Linked DNA regions of Homo sapiens: region 2 is linked to region 1. A link is a contact called in ENCODE Hi-C data. All regions are on one chromosome and are shown on one strand. Each heading gives the region's core, a stretch centred on a gene start or an enhancer-like site at or near the end of the contact. The rest is flanking DNA. Distances are from core to core; before and after follow the strand shown.

What was found. Hi-C counts contacts between places; a loop is a spot of excess contacts on that map. Pooled maps may share reads with other maps.
Region 2: a loop to region 1 is called in a map with no recorded cell type, with 8 times the contacts of the local background. The contact joins two enhancer-like sites. A Hi-C loop is called at or near these places in 2 of 37 single-sample maps with no recorded cell type and 4 of 50 pooled maps.

What each region holds. Positions count from the first base shown.
Region 1 is chr9:3,475,548-3,483,018 of GRCh38, reverse strand. All of the region lies in intron 1 of RFX3 (regulatory factor X3), which reads left to right. Among named protein-coding and RNA genes, the nearest start is that of RFX3, 47 kb to the left of the region's middle. RefSeq lists enhancers at 4,477-4,526, 3,549-4,748, 7,268-7,417. Within about 2 kb of position 4,363, at least 7 of the 41 ENCODE cell types and tissues checked have a DNase peak (open chromatin) inside an H3K27ac peak, as active enhancers do.
Region 2 is chr9:4,936,017-4,943,487 of GRCh38, reverse strand. No RefSeq gene overlaps it. Among named protein-coding and RNA genes, the nearest start is that of JAK2, 46 kb to the left of the region's middle. Within about 2 kb of position 4,272, at least 4 of the 41 ENCODE cell types and tissues checked have a DNase peak (open chromatin) inside an H3K27ac peak, as active enhancers do.

The DNA of each region.
Region 1 (7,471 bases), core at 3,114-5,613:
CTGCTTATACTCTTGGTACAATGGCTAAACTCAAAAGCAAGATTGGTTGTGGATAGTCTACCCATAGCTAATTGAGAATTCCCATTATACTGTGTAAATAATAAGCATAAGTTAATAAGCTCCCAAGTGGACATACCAAGTGATGCTGGATTTTTTTTTTCAGTTACAGAATCAAGGTCTCTAGGCCCTTACATATGCAAGTTATTCAAAGACATATAATATAGCACACTTAGCATATCTTGTAACACTTATACATATCTGTTTCATTTTCATTTTTAAGTGACATTTTACAGTAAATTCCCAGTTCTAATATATGTGAATAGAAACAACTATGAGGGTTTTATGATTTTGAATCCATCGTTTGAAAAAGGAATAAAATGTAAATCTTCATTCAGTATCCATATCAGCTGCTTTTTGGGCAATATTTTATATTAAACGTAATTAACATTCAAAGTTCACAGAACCTGTTCATGCTTATGACAGTTGACATTATTTTAAGTGAAAACAATTTTATTAAATTGCAATTATAAAAGTTTATATATGCTTAATGGGAAGCATTCAGAAAATACAGAAACGTACAAAGAAAGTAAAAATATGTATGTTCTTGTGCTCACAGATGACTACATATCTGCTTGAGCATTATTGTCATGTCTTCTCGGGATTTCTCCGTGAGTGCATATGTGCTCACTCTGGCACTCTTGGGTGTGCTTCTGCTTGTGTGTGTATGTGCTCTTTTCTCCTACAAATCAAAGTTTATTATGAAAATTGGGTCATACCATTTTTTTTTTACTTTCACACTCATATTTTGAACATCTTTTAATGGTAATGAATAAAATTTTGTATCTTTATTAGCATTGTATGTATGTATCATGTATTTAAACAATTCTCTACGTAGACATTTGGGTGGTATCCTATACAGTATTTTGGCATGTATGTGCATCTTTGTGTAGCTGTCCAATTATTTTCTTTATATGAATTCCTAGGTGTGGAATTGCTGAGTAAATGCTGGGTACATTTAGAATATTTTTATCAATTATCAGAGTGTTCTCTAGAAAGGTTGTACCATTTCATATGCCCAGCAATAATGCTTTAATGTTTTGTTTCTTTGTTTACTCTGACACTGGATATAATCAGTCTTTTTATTTATTTTTTTTATTTTGGCAATCGAATAGTTGAATAAATCTATTTGAATTTGCATTTCTTCAATAACTAATGACAAAAATACAAAGAATTCATTAGCTGTTCATATTTCTTTTGTTGAGTTTCCATTTATATCTTCCATCTGTTTTTCTGCTGGGCAGTTTCTTTTCCTCTTCTTAAATTTCAAGATCTCTTCATATTATAGGATATGGAAATTTGTGATCCATAATGCACCTTTTTTTTAGTTTAAAAATATGATTCTTTTTGTTTTAGTGATTTTTGTATGTAATTTTTTTTTGCTTTTTATTCCAGTTGATGTCCCCACATTATAACATGATCATTATAATTCAAAATAATTCATTAGATAGGTTAAATATTAGATTTTTTTTTTTAAAAAATGTACTTTTCAGATGGGAAACTATTTTCTTGATGTGGAAGGTTAAATTGTTCATGTTAGTTAGATGTGTTTGCTATGATTACAGTTTTAATAGCTGTATATAAAAATAAGGATTGTGAGAGAGAAATCCTTTGATATATTTGAACAACGTTGCATTAAAGCCAGATAGCCTTGGCTTTATTTGTTCTTTAATTTATCCAACAAATATTTATCAAGTGCCTATTAGGCATTAGATGCTAAGAATGGATTTTTCATTTGCTGGCTGTGTAACTATGGGCAGGTTACTTAAAGTAGCCAAGTGTCAGTTTCTTTATTTGTAAATGAGGGATAATACCTACCGTATTGAGTTATTGTAAGGGTTATAGATTATCCAAAGTAACCAACAGCACCTGACATATAATTGGACAATAATAAATTGTAGTTAGTGTTATTATTCTTCATAGTAACAAAACATAATGTAATTTTAGCTTGCTATTATATATAATATTGCTGTGGTAGTCATTTAGCATATAGGGTAATTGATGATGGTTATAATTTTATTAATAGGGAGGAGAATGGAGCCTAGCTAGGTTGATTATACTTACCATCCTGTCAGCTAAATAATATTTCCTTATATTTGTATAGCAGTTTACAGCTTTCAAAGCTCTTATTTATTCTACAGCGTTCCTCTAAGACAGGCAGGGCATGTATAATTTTTCCTGTTTTACAATACAGCAGCTGAAGCTTAGAGAGATTAATTGACTTGTCTAAGGTCATATGGCTTTTAAGTGATTAACAGGTTCCACTTATAATTAAGATTCCTGGTGAACGTAGATTGACTCTCATTGTGGGAAAGAACAGAGAATAGAATCTGACTATAATTGCTCAGTCTTCAAGCTTTAGCCATTTTATAGTTTCTTGTGGTTGTGTCCATTCCAGTCATCTGAACATTGGCCTGAATGTTTTAGTTGTCTATTACATTGATGGCATTCATGCTCGTGTGAAGTCACTTTCCTTTCAGTTTGGGTTGGGCCTGTAGCTTGTTTTAACAAAGAGAATGCAAAGGGATTAAAGCTCTTCCAGGTCTGGGTGCAAAAAGGCCCGACAACTTATGCTTTTGTGTTTTCGAGAGAGAGGATCATCATGTAAGAATCTGACCGTTCTCCTAGAGAGACCCAGTGGAAAAGAGGCCACATGGAGAGGGAGAATTTCTGAGATTACATGGAGAGAGATGCTTAGCCATGCTAGTATCCTAGCTGATCTCATTTCTCACCTGCTGGCTGAAAGCAGTAGTATGAATGACCACCAGCAAGATGACTGTAAGAACTGCCTAGTTGAGCCCTGCTCAGATTGCAGAATTATGACCAAATAAAATGGTGGTTGTTGTGCCAGTAAGTTTTGGGGTGGTTTGTTACACAACAAAAGAAAAGCAAAAGAAACATGCGACAATATTCTTGAAAATAAAAGCCTTGCTAAAAGATGTTTACTTTTCTCGGCCTACCTTGACAGTTTTGGTCTTTCCTTGGCTTGCCAATACCAGCTAACAAAAGAGAAATAGTAATGAACAACTCTTTTCTCTTCCAGAAGCCCGCGATTTTGGCCTATACTTGGGTGAATCTGAGGTAAACTCAATCTCTGTTCTGAGTCTCTTCAGAGAAATCTCAAGAGATAGGGTTGCCTCCTAAGTCAAGTATCTGATTCTTCTTTTCTGTCGATTTCCCACTTCCAGTTTTCTGTGGTTTTAAAAAAATTTCTTACTATCAGAGTATAGTTGGTTTTGGCCTCAGTCAGCCAAGTAAGACAAGATGGACTAGGCTTTCCTCCTCACTTTTACTTGTTTCTGTTGTCCCCAAAAGATTTGAGAGGCCGTTTAGGACTGAGAGTGGCTCTGAGACCAGTAATCACCTTTGTTTTTGATGATTCACATATTAGTTAACAGGAAAGATGTGATAAATTGTTTATGCAGTTTATTTTTTCCTGTCTCACAGATCTGTTTCACTCTCATTTAAGTACTGAAATACAGATTTTTTTCATAAGTTTCTATTAGAGATAAGAATCAGTGATCTAAAAATTTTAAGTATATTTTTAAAAAATCAAACTAAGTGAGGGTTTGTTTTTTTTGGTTAAGATCTTTTTGTCCTGAAAATTATAAATTCAGAATATTACAGAACTTGATCAACTTCCAGAATGGTGGAGTGAGGGCCTCAGTGAATTTGTGCTGCCTATACAACAACAAAAATATGGGTAAAATAATGAAAATCAGCCATTTTAGAATTCTGGCAATTAAGCAGGAGTATGAATTGAAAATCATCTGTCCAAGAGAAAACTAGTGAATCTTGGGAAGACCAGTGGGGTCTGCGATATTTTAACTTGGGGTTATTCTCATCTCTCTCTCCAGCTTAGTGGTGTAGCTAAAAGCTGGCAGTATTGCAGACAATGGAGAGAGCTGACCACTTCTGGAGCCCCATTGAAGGCACTATCCCCAGAGCACAGTTAATATTTTGTCCCAACTTGCAGCTCCCTGGGAAAACTCTTTTCAGAGAGAGTGGCTGGATATTTGATTTGACTCTGAACTCAGCTCAGTTGGGGGAAGAAAAAGCTTACCCCCAGGGCATTACTGAAACAATAGCAAACTGTTGGCAAAATGTCAATTGCCTAAGGCTGTGATTTCAGTTGAGGCAAAGGAAGAATCTGGCCAGGAATTTAAAAGGAAAGTCTGGAGAACTAGCCAACTATAGGGAACTTTGGAAAGCTCTGGCATATTCCTGGGTATTTAAAAGGCTGTACAATGTGCAAGTCTGTACACATGCCCGGAAATGACCTGGGAAAGGAGAATGTCACCTCTGACTGATCTTGAGGCACTGTGTAAGCAGGAAGTGAAAATCAGTGCTATTTGTAAGCTTCCTGAAGTTTGAAGGTATGACTTCTCATGAAGATTTCTTTGGCAAAAGGTAGAAGACATATAGGCAAAGCATTTAAGGAAATCTTTTAAATGATCATTGGTTGACTACTACATTTTACTGGTCCAGGTATGACTTCTTGGAAGCCAGGCTTACAAATAAAAACAAGATCCTAAAAAAAAAAAAAAAAAAAGTTCTAGCAGAGAACTCGGTGGCCACACACTACGGGGAATACAGGATCTGTAAAATTCGTTCATGAAAGTACTAAAGAATCAGCATCAAGAAAAACAACACACTGATGATTAAAAAATTTAGGGGAATAATGTGGAGCAATCTGATATGAGATTTGTTAAAATATATTACCTAAAATGTTCAGTTTTAACAAAAATTGAGAAATGCAAAGAAACAGGAAATAAAACACACAGAGACAAATAATAAAAAACGAACAAAAAAAGTCCCTGTGGGAGCCTAGATTTTAGACTTTGTAGTCTTTAAGTTAGCTATTACAAATACATTCAAAGAACTAAATGAAACCATGTCTAAAGAATTAAAGGGAAGCATCAGAATGGTGTTTCACCAGAGAAAGAGTATCAATAAAGATAGAAATTATTAAAAAACAAGGAAGTTCTGGAGCTTAAAAGTATAATAACTGAAATGAAAAATTCACTAGAGGAGCTCAACAACAGATATAAATTGGCAAATGAAGGAATCTTTTAACTCGAAGTTAGGTCAATAGAGATTGTTCAATGTGAGGATCAGAAAGAAAAATGAACAGAGTCTCAAAAGACTTATGTGACTCCATTAAATGTTGTGCCAACATGGACATTATAGGATTCCCAGAAGATGAGAATGAGGCAGAAAGAATATTTAAAAAAAAATGGCAGAAAACTTTCCAAACTTGCTGAAAAATATTACTCTGTGCTACACATCCAAGAAGCTCACTGTAATCCAAGTTGAATAAGCCCAAAGTGATCCATACCTAGACCCATCATAGTTGAATTTAAAGAAAAATCTTGAAAGTAGCAGGAGAAAAATGACTTGTTACAAGGAATCCTCAATAGGCTTAATAGCTGACTTACGAGAAACCCTGGAGGCTAGAAGACATTTTCAACATTGAAAGTAAAAGACTGTCAACCAGTAATTCTCTATTTAGCTAAACTTTTCTTCAAAACTGAAAGTGAAATTAAGACGTTTCCAAATAGATAAAAACTGAAAGGATTCTCACGAACTCTAAGAAATGTTAAAGGGAGTCTTTCAGGTTGAAATGAAAGGACACTTAATGGTAAATTTTAATCCGTGTGAAGAAATAAAGAGGAATGGTTAAAGGTAACTACAGGCATTATGAAAGACATGTACAAATAGATTGAATAATAGATTGAAGTTTTTGTTAGGGATAGGCTCTAAATCCATGTCTTTTGTATAGTATAAATTGTGATTCTGTATTGGAATTATACTTTGCTGTCTGGAGAAGTGTTTATAAAAGTAATGAAAATTTTGGTTTCAGGTAAAACAAAAATTAGAACAAAAATTATACTGAAAATAATTATTACATAAATTTTGAATGATAACTATGAGCTAGTGACATATATGTATTACATCATTTTCTCATTACAATATCTCACTAGGGTGTGTTATCTAGATTTTATAGATGGGGAAAATTGAATTAAGAAAGAAAGTGACTTGCCCAAGGTCATTTAAGTAGTAAGTGGTGGAGCTAGGATTTGAGCTGTGGTCTGTTTAACACTAAAGCCCAAGCTTTTAAATACTGCTTTACACCTTAATATCCGGTGCTTTAATATTCTTGGCCTTCTTTCAAAAACTTCCCTCTTCCTGTCAATTCCAATAAATGCGTTTTTGTTTGTAACATTTTTTTCTCCAGTTATTTAAAACACAACTGAATAAAGCAATTCTTATAAAGTTGTATTGATGGGCTTATGATACATAAAAGATGGATTCCTTCATAGTTTTACAGATATGGTTCTCTTCTGGAATTTATAATACAACATGAATGCATCACTACCTTATAAGGCAGAGATAAGGTGCTGTTTGTCTGTGCCTCTAGTTTCTAAAATTGACTTGGTTTAATGGCATCATCTTAATGGTGATTGCTGTCACTGAGCTACTTCATCTCTTCCCCTGTTTTCAAGCAGTCCATAAATACTAAACTTTGCATCAATGCTGATAAACTAGCTACCTTCCAGTGCCCTATATTTGATGATCCTCTCTTGGCACTTAATAAGTTCAGCTTATAGATGATGTTTATGATTATATTCTGTGGGCAGCAAGCCATCCAGATGCCGAGGCAAGAGACCAGGGGCACGAGTTGTTCCAGTGTAATAAAGAACATAAAACAACAAGAGTTATACTAGATCTACATAGACATGATTATATATGAATATCATATGAATTATATGTATATATTATATATATTATATATGAGTATCATTAATCATTTGTAGCAATTACTCTTTATGCCAATATTATAATAATACTCGCTCTATAATCATAACCTAGGAAAAACTAGGCCATACAGAGATAGGAGCTGAGGGGACATAGTGAGAAGTGACCAGAAGACAAGAGTGTGAGCCGTCTGTCATGCCTGGACAGGGCCACCAGAGAGCTCCTTGGTCTAGCGGTAACGCCAGCGTCTGGGAAGATGCCTGTTGCCAAGCAGACTGTGGTCTAGTGGTAGCGTCAGTGCGAAGGGAAAACACCTACTACTTAGCAGACTGGGAAGGGGAGTCTCCCTTTCCCCAGGGGAGTTTAGAGAAGACACTCTACTCCACCTCTTGTGGAGGGCCTGACATCAGTCAAGCCTGCCCACAGTTATCTGGAGGCCTGACTGTCTCCCTGTGATGCTGTGCTTCAGTGGTCACCCTCCTAGTCCACTTTCATGTTCCATCCTGTACACCTGGCTCTGCCTTTTAGGCAGCAGTAGCAAAATTAGTGAAAGTACTAAAAGTCTCTGATATGCAGAAACAATATTGTAATATTATGCAGAAATAATAGCGTATGCTATTGCATACGCTGTATATGCGATATGCAGAAATAGTAG
Region 2 (7,471 bases), core at 3,023-5,522, 1.5 Mb before region 1:
GACACTTTACAGAATACTGTGAAATCAAATACAGACTCTGCTGAGATGGTATTGAAACATTTTGCTGTTAGTCCACGGTGAATACTGGCCTTTAGAAAAGCATAAATACTACTTTCTGCATCTACCAAAGAATTAATTAAATCTGTTGCAGTCTTTTTGATCGTAAAAAATGATTGCTACAACTTGCTTAATTATCCTAATTTTTTTTTCTAGTCAAGAAAAAACTCCTGTGGATATAGGAACCTTGCCTTGCTTGATTGCATGCAGACTGCCAGGTAGTGATACTACCGAAAACTTGTGCTTCCATTCCTTAATTAGAGATAATTGCTGGTTGAATGGGCAATTTTCTTTCTCTTTGGAGAAAGGATCTAGATACTGTGCTTCAAACCAATTGTTCTGTTTCAAGTGGAAGTCCTCTAAGCTGGGACATGAAATGCCAAACTCTTATGCTTCAAATGTCTCCATTTATCCATTTAGGCAAAGCTAGATAAATTTTCTGAAATGGAAATTACCTCAGCATCTTTCTCTGATATTGACTAATTCCCACATCTCTTGTATCTATGCAAATTTTAACCTGAATCTTAAAAACAAACATTTTGGAGAAAGGCCCCTACTAATTTAAAAATTAAACAAACAAAATTCCCTAACCAACTTTACTGGAACCCATTACTTGCTTTTTCTTCTGAGCTATCAGCACTTCTTTCCTAGACTTTAAAGCTGTTGTTCCAATGTAAACAAATATATCTAGCTTGAACTCAGACTTAGTTATCCCTTGCTTTTGCTTTCTACACTAAAACAAAGAAATAAAAAATTTTGCTGAGAAGTGTTCTCGTTTTGAAAAATTTAAAGCAGTAACATTTAGCTAAAAGCTTTTGCCTTAAATCAGCTTATTAAAAAAAAAGAAGAAGAAGAAGGAGAAAGAAAGCATATTTTTGTAGGGACCTGGAGCATAATAAAGTTTAAAACCACAAGGAACTTCTTTTCTTGAGTCACCTCTTCTTACCAAATAGTGGTTCCTATCAAGTGATTTCCTTTCAGAGTACATTTTACTCCCTACTTACAAACTCCTATAAACAAGTGTGTGTGTGTAACCCAAAGCCAGAAATCCACCTACAGGCCGGGAACAGTGGCTCATGCCTGTAATCCCAGCACTTTGAGAGGCCAAGGCGGGTGGATCACTTGAGGTCAAGAGTTCAAGACCAGCCTGGCCAACATGGTGAAACCCCATCTCTACTAAAAATACAAAAAATAAAAATAAAAAAAATAGTTAGGTGTAGTGGCACACACCTGTAGTCCCAGCTACTAGGGAGGCTGAGGCGCAAGAATTTCTTGAACCCCAGAGGCAGAAGTTGGAGTGAACCAAGATCGCACCACTGCACTCCAGCCTGGGTGACCAAGCGAGACTCGGTCCCCAAGAATAAACAACAACAAAAAAATCCACTTACAACTAGACCAGTTTCTACTTGGCTAAACACCCAGGATAGTCAAAGCTGGACCAGTTTCTACTTGGCTAAACACCCAGGATGTTTAGCTGTCCTTAAAATATATTGATACTGCATATTCTTTAAAAGAAATATATGGTAACAACTATTTTATTAAGTTTTCATTAGTCTAATCGAAAAATAGGATATTTTTCACACATGGAGATAATCCTACCTATTCTGCAAGTCAGTAGGTATTTCTTTCCAATTATTTAAATTAATCTGTTTGTACATTGTCCCTATGGTACATTAGATCATTGCTCTCAATTCTTTACCCCCTCCTTCTGTCAGGTGAACTTCTAATGGGAGTTATTTCCCTCTCTCATTGATGTTGGGCATAATTACATATGTGATTTGGTTTGATCAATTAAATGATAGCACACATGAGCATAGGCCTTAAGTAGTTTGACTTGGCCTCTTTTTTTTTTTTTTTTTTTTTTTTTTTAGACAGGGTCTTACTCTGTCACCCAGACTGGAGTGCAGTGGCACAATCTCGGCTCACTGCAGTCTCTGCCTCTTGGGTTCAAGCAATTCTCCTGACTTGGCCTCTTGCCTTTCATAATCCACCAGGAGAAGAATATGCCTCAGATAGCTAATGGGATTTGGGAACATGTGAAGCAGGCCTGATCCCAACTTGAGGCTTTGATATAAGCCCAGCTGTCCTGCAAAAGAAGCAGAGCATCCCAGATCATCCACAGGCTCATGAACAAGGAAAATAAAGGCTTATTTTTATGAGCCACTGAGTTTTGGAGCTGTTTATTACTCAGCATTGTAACAATAGCTGACTAATATATCCCATATTTCGTGTTCAGTGACATATATATCTGTGAAAATTGATTGATAGAATCATATCCTTATATTAACTCTCAGTCCCGCAATATGCAATGACAAGGAGCTTTGAAGACTCAAATAATCAAGTACAACCCAATGACCAGTGTTTTTTGCTAATATCAATGGGGACCCCAGACAAATAATAAACACTAGATAATATTCCATAATGAAGTTGGAGAAGAAGTAAATAGAGTACAAGAATCAACAAAAATGTAAGAAAATCCTAAAACCGTAAGAGCCTTATAAAAATAGCTGGAGTGGGCAAGAATGTGTGAGTTTAACCAAGCCATCTGCCTTCTGCTCCGCTGGCAAACAATTCAGTTATACAGTACAGCTCTTGATTAAATATAAAAACACTTCTCCCACCCTTTTTCTGTCATAATAATAATTTTGGTGCATTTCTTTGTATACATTGTTTTTTATATACTGCAAGAATTTTTCATGTGGCTAAAAACTACTGAGTCTCAATATTTTTCTGATTCGCTACCATTGACTTACCTAAGATATTTCCACTAGGACAATATAGATTACATATAATGTTTTTTTCATAATCGTTATTTGAAATGGCTGTATAATCTTCCATTGAGTGGATGCACCATAATCTAGTTAAACTATTTCCTGTTGTTAGATTTTAGGCTGTGACTAATTTTTCACTATTATGAATAATTTTCCTGTGAGAAGTGCAAACCGTAGGCATATTTTTTTAATCTCTGGATTATTTCCTTAGTACAAATACCCAGGAGATTCTACTAGGTGAAAGGATGAGAATATTTTAAAATCTCCTGATAGCCAGGTGCAGTGGCTTGCACCTGTCATTCTACTTACTTGGGAGACTGAAGCAAAAGGATCCCTTGAGCTCAGGAGTTCAAGAACAGCTTGGGCGACATAGCAAGACCCTGCCTCTAAAAATTACTAAATAAATAAAACTAAAAGATCTCAATACATATAGCTAAATCAATTTCTAAAAGACGTTTCTAATTCTACTGGTAATGTACTATAGTACTAACAAACATTAAATATTATTATAAATGTTGCTATGCTTTGTAGCCAAATGAATGGAAGGGGTATCTTATCACTTTTAAAATTAAAAGTGAGGTGGAACATTTTTCCATGTTTGTTAACTAGATGATCTCTTCTTCTCAATATCTATTTACTTTATTATACCACGAAGGACTTGAAGAGCTTTCAAGTAGTGTTTGTCAGTAAGAAAACATACTCTTTTTGTTTCTTTTTTATGTAGGTGTTTTGTGTGGGTCACTCCATGGATTCATAGGTGAATCTATTCCCTCAAAATGAATCTATTGGGAACATTCTTTAAAAAAAAACAAACAAACAAAAGTAACAGAGCAATAGCAAGATCTTTCTGAAAAAGAAATTGCTGGCACATTTTACCAGCATTTACCTTGATCCAAATCATTGAGTTTAGAGAGAGATCCAGTCAATTTAGCAAATCAGCCAAAAGCAACAGTATATGACAGATCAAATTCCATTGGAACAAATACCACACAGACTGGGCAATTCCAGGGGCAGATATAAGACAAATGAGGGGAAGTTGAAGGGAGATAAGATTGTTGGCTGATAGAAAGGAATTTCTAACAACTAACTCGAGCCCCAAATAGACAACAAAGGAGCAACAAAGATGCAAAGATGGTCAGGAGGAGTTTGGAGGATTCATGCAGGAGGGTGTGGGAGGCCTTGTGGTGAGTAGACTGGATAGGACCCCTAAAGTCCCTTCCAACTCTATTTTCCTTAGAGTGGCCCTTGGACCTGAACTTCCTGGTCCTGGGAATAGGAGATTGCTTTGTACAGGACAGAAAAAGAGGAAGAACCTGTCCCTCTCTTCTTGAGGGTGGGGCTGACCATAGTCAGAATTTTGAAATAGAGTTTATCTTTGGCATCTTCTCACTTCCCTTTCTGTACTTTTGCTTACCAGCTGCCCAGTATTCCGATGGGGGTGTTAGCCTCTAAGCAGTGCCACTCCTGCATTACTTCTTTCTCTTTAACCACTTCAAAACTCCCATTCTCTTAACACAGCTAACCTCAGCTAGCTGTTGAAAGGAAAGCAATCTGTTTGAACCATTTCACTCTAAAGCATGACCGACTGATAGTATCATGATCTTCCCAAACAGATACGAATTTTCAAAACAAGATGTTTCTAAAGCCAATGGCATCTTTAACAACATGTGGTAAATTAAACCCCACTTAATAACCCTTCTGAAGTTCAAGTTCCAGCTACATTAATTACTGTCCCTCAGTATTGAGGAAATTACTAGGCCATCCTGTGTTTCAATATTCTTATCAGAAAATGAGGAAGAAATACAACTAAACCATATAATTTATATAAGCTGCCTGGCATAATGCTTGACACATGGGTCTTATTGTTAGTTATTATTGTCCCCTTTGCAGTCATCCATGCAGAGGTGTAATCATGTATTTCTTACTCTCATAACGCATATTCCTTGGGCTGGGAGGTGAGTCTCCAAGTCAGAGTCTGGGCAGCTGACATCCTTGTTGTGTAAAAGGAGGATTTCCTCAAGTTCAGCAGCCTCTATTATCCTTTTCTATCACATTATTTCCTGCCATTACATTTTTTTCCATTCTCTTTACTTTGTGTTTTATTTGTTTGTTTGTTTGTTTGTTTGTTTGTTTGATGGTTGAATTAGGAAGTTAAATTTTGATTTGAAAGTTTGGTTAATTTATTCTCCATGTCTCTTCTTTTCTGATATGGACATTGAAAGCTATAGATTTCCCTCTGAACAACATGTTGACCATACCCCACAGATTTTGTAGAGTAATGCTTCTGTGCCCATTCATATTTATGTGATTTATAATTTCCATTTGATTTTGTCCTTAGCCCAAGAGTTATTTCATTATTGATTTGTAATTCATAAACAGTCTTATTATCTCTATATTCTTATAATAAATAAATGTAGCACTTTAGGCGTTAGAGGGCCAGCAAGCATTTGGTGGCTACACAGCCTCTTCTCTTCATCTTTAGAAATGATGGATCTCAAAAATTTCCATTAAGTACAGGTATGCTTTAAATGAAAATATGCTTCATTAAACATATTTTCAAAATAATGCAGTATTGTGCTTTCAGTAAACCACAGCAATAGCTATCCATTTAAATCATATCCTTCAACAACAAACCAACTTTGTTCTGTTAACATGGTGAAAAACGATAAAACCTATAATTAAAATAAAAGTATGCTAAGCCAGAAAAATAAAAATTGTGTGTGTGTGTGTGCACGTGTGTGTGTAAGAGAGAGAGAGAATGGGTGAGAGAGATTTATCTTCAACAATAAGCTAAAATTTGGCAATGTCTTATTAGTGGTTTCAGCCAAGGAAATCTAATTATGTAACTGTTGTTATTTTTATAGCCACATTTGTGAGTTCTCTAATGATTTTAAGATTGCCTTATCTTAATGAGAAAGCAGAACTGACATCCTCCCAAACTGGGCTAGTTGTTTACTTATTTGAAGATTTATCTTTTCCCTACAAGTACTAGAGTCCAAGTTATCAGCACGTTAATGTGACAGTTAAGAGGCCATACTCCACTGTATATTTGGATTGTATGGGGTGACCAGTGCTCTGGTTTGCCCAGGACTGGGGGTTTCCCAAGATATGGAACTTTCCATGCTAACATGGGGACAGTCCCAGACAAACAGACACTGTTGTTCACTCTACTTATTTCCCAACAAGTCAGAGCATTGTCCAGGCCCATCTTAACAAGCAGGTACACCAAGCTAACTATCATTGACTTTGTATGATTCAAGGACTACCAGGAAGACCATTCTGTCCCCCAAATTACCCACAGACTCTAATAACACTATCCTCTTTTCCAGCCGGAAACCTCTACCATTAGAGTCATTCCTTCAGTTTTCTTTTTACCTAAAATTACATATCAAAGACCTAGGCATTATCTTCAAAAGGCCTTTATTACAAAGCCCAAATCTGGAAAATAAGACAGTTTCGGACTCTGACATTTACTACATCCCAGGTACATTGGACTACTAAGATATAAGACATTTTTCTACCCATAGGACCATCTGATACAGGTGGGAGGGAGATGTGTGGTAAGTACTGTAGAGCAGCAGACATAAAGTGTTACAGGAGTGGGAAGGGGGATCCCTGGGTGATGGTAGCAGAGGGGAAGTCAGGGGTTTCAGGAGAGATGTGGTGAATGCAGAACTTAGGCCCACAAGATCTCATGCTCCAAAAATAGGCTGAGGGAGAAAGCCATGTCCAAAAAGCAAAATGTCCCTACTTTACCAAACTCTACTTTAAAACTGAGTTTTGAACTCAGAAATATCTTCTTTGACCATTAAAAAATCCTAATGTGAATGTTGGAAGAAAGATATGTGTGTGTTTAAATATATATTACATATTAACTAAATATATATTATATATTTAATTAAAATTAAAGTAAACTTAATAGTGTAAATCACTTATGAAATTCAAAGGGAACTGCAAACTCAATTAAAAACTATTTTTTTTCTGGGGAGAGTAGCAATTCAAAGACCCAAATACAAGAAAAAATTGTAGCTTTTGTGGGTAATGGGCTTGGCTTTGTCGTTGCTGTTGCTGTTGTTCTCGTTACTTGTATTTCTTTCTGTTTCATTTCCCAGAAATAAAAACTGTTTCCCTTTCATTATTTCCACTTTCCAAATTACATTACACACTAACTGAATCAGCTTTCATTCTCCGCTCACAATTAAAGCTTCCAACCCACATTTCCCTTCTCCTGATTTTTACATGTCAGAAACCTAACTGTACAATTGGTGCCAGCTTCCTAGTTTGCTCCTACTCTTTCTAACAGCACAGCTTGGCACTTTCTTCAGGAAGCACTATAACTGTTTAAGGAGATAATGGAGACTGATATATTTTACATTACCTACCTCCATGTTATGAGTGGGAAAACCAAGGCATATCAAAGTTCAGAAGTGAAATGGAATTCTTAGGTCACAAAAAGAATCATGCGAGGGAATTGTGGACCCCTCCACGAATCTCTTGGCCAGACACTCTCTTGATGTTTATTTAGAAGAGGTAACCCTAGGGACAAGAACAGGGACTGAATTGTGGAGAGGAATCACACATAGGGTAGAGGTTGTAGGTGATGTCTAAAGTCCCTTCCGAGTCTAAGATTCTGTAAAATTGCT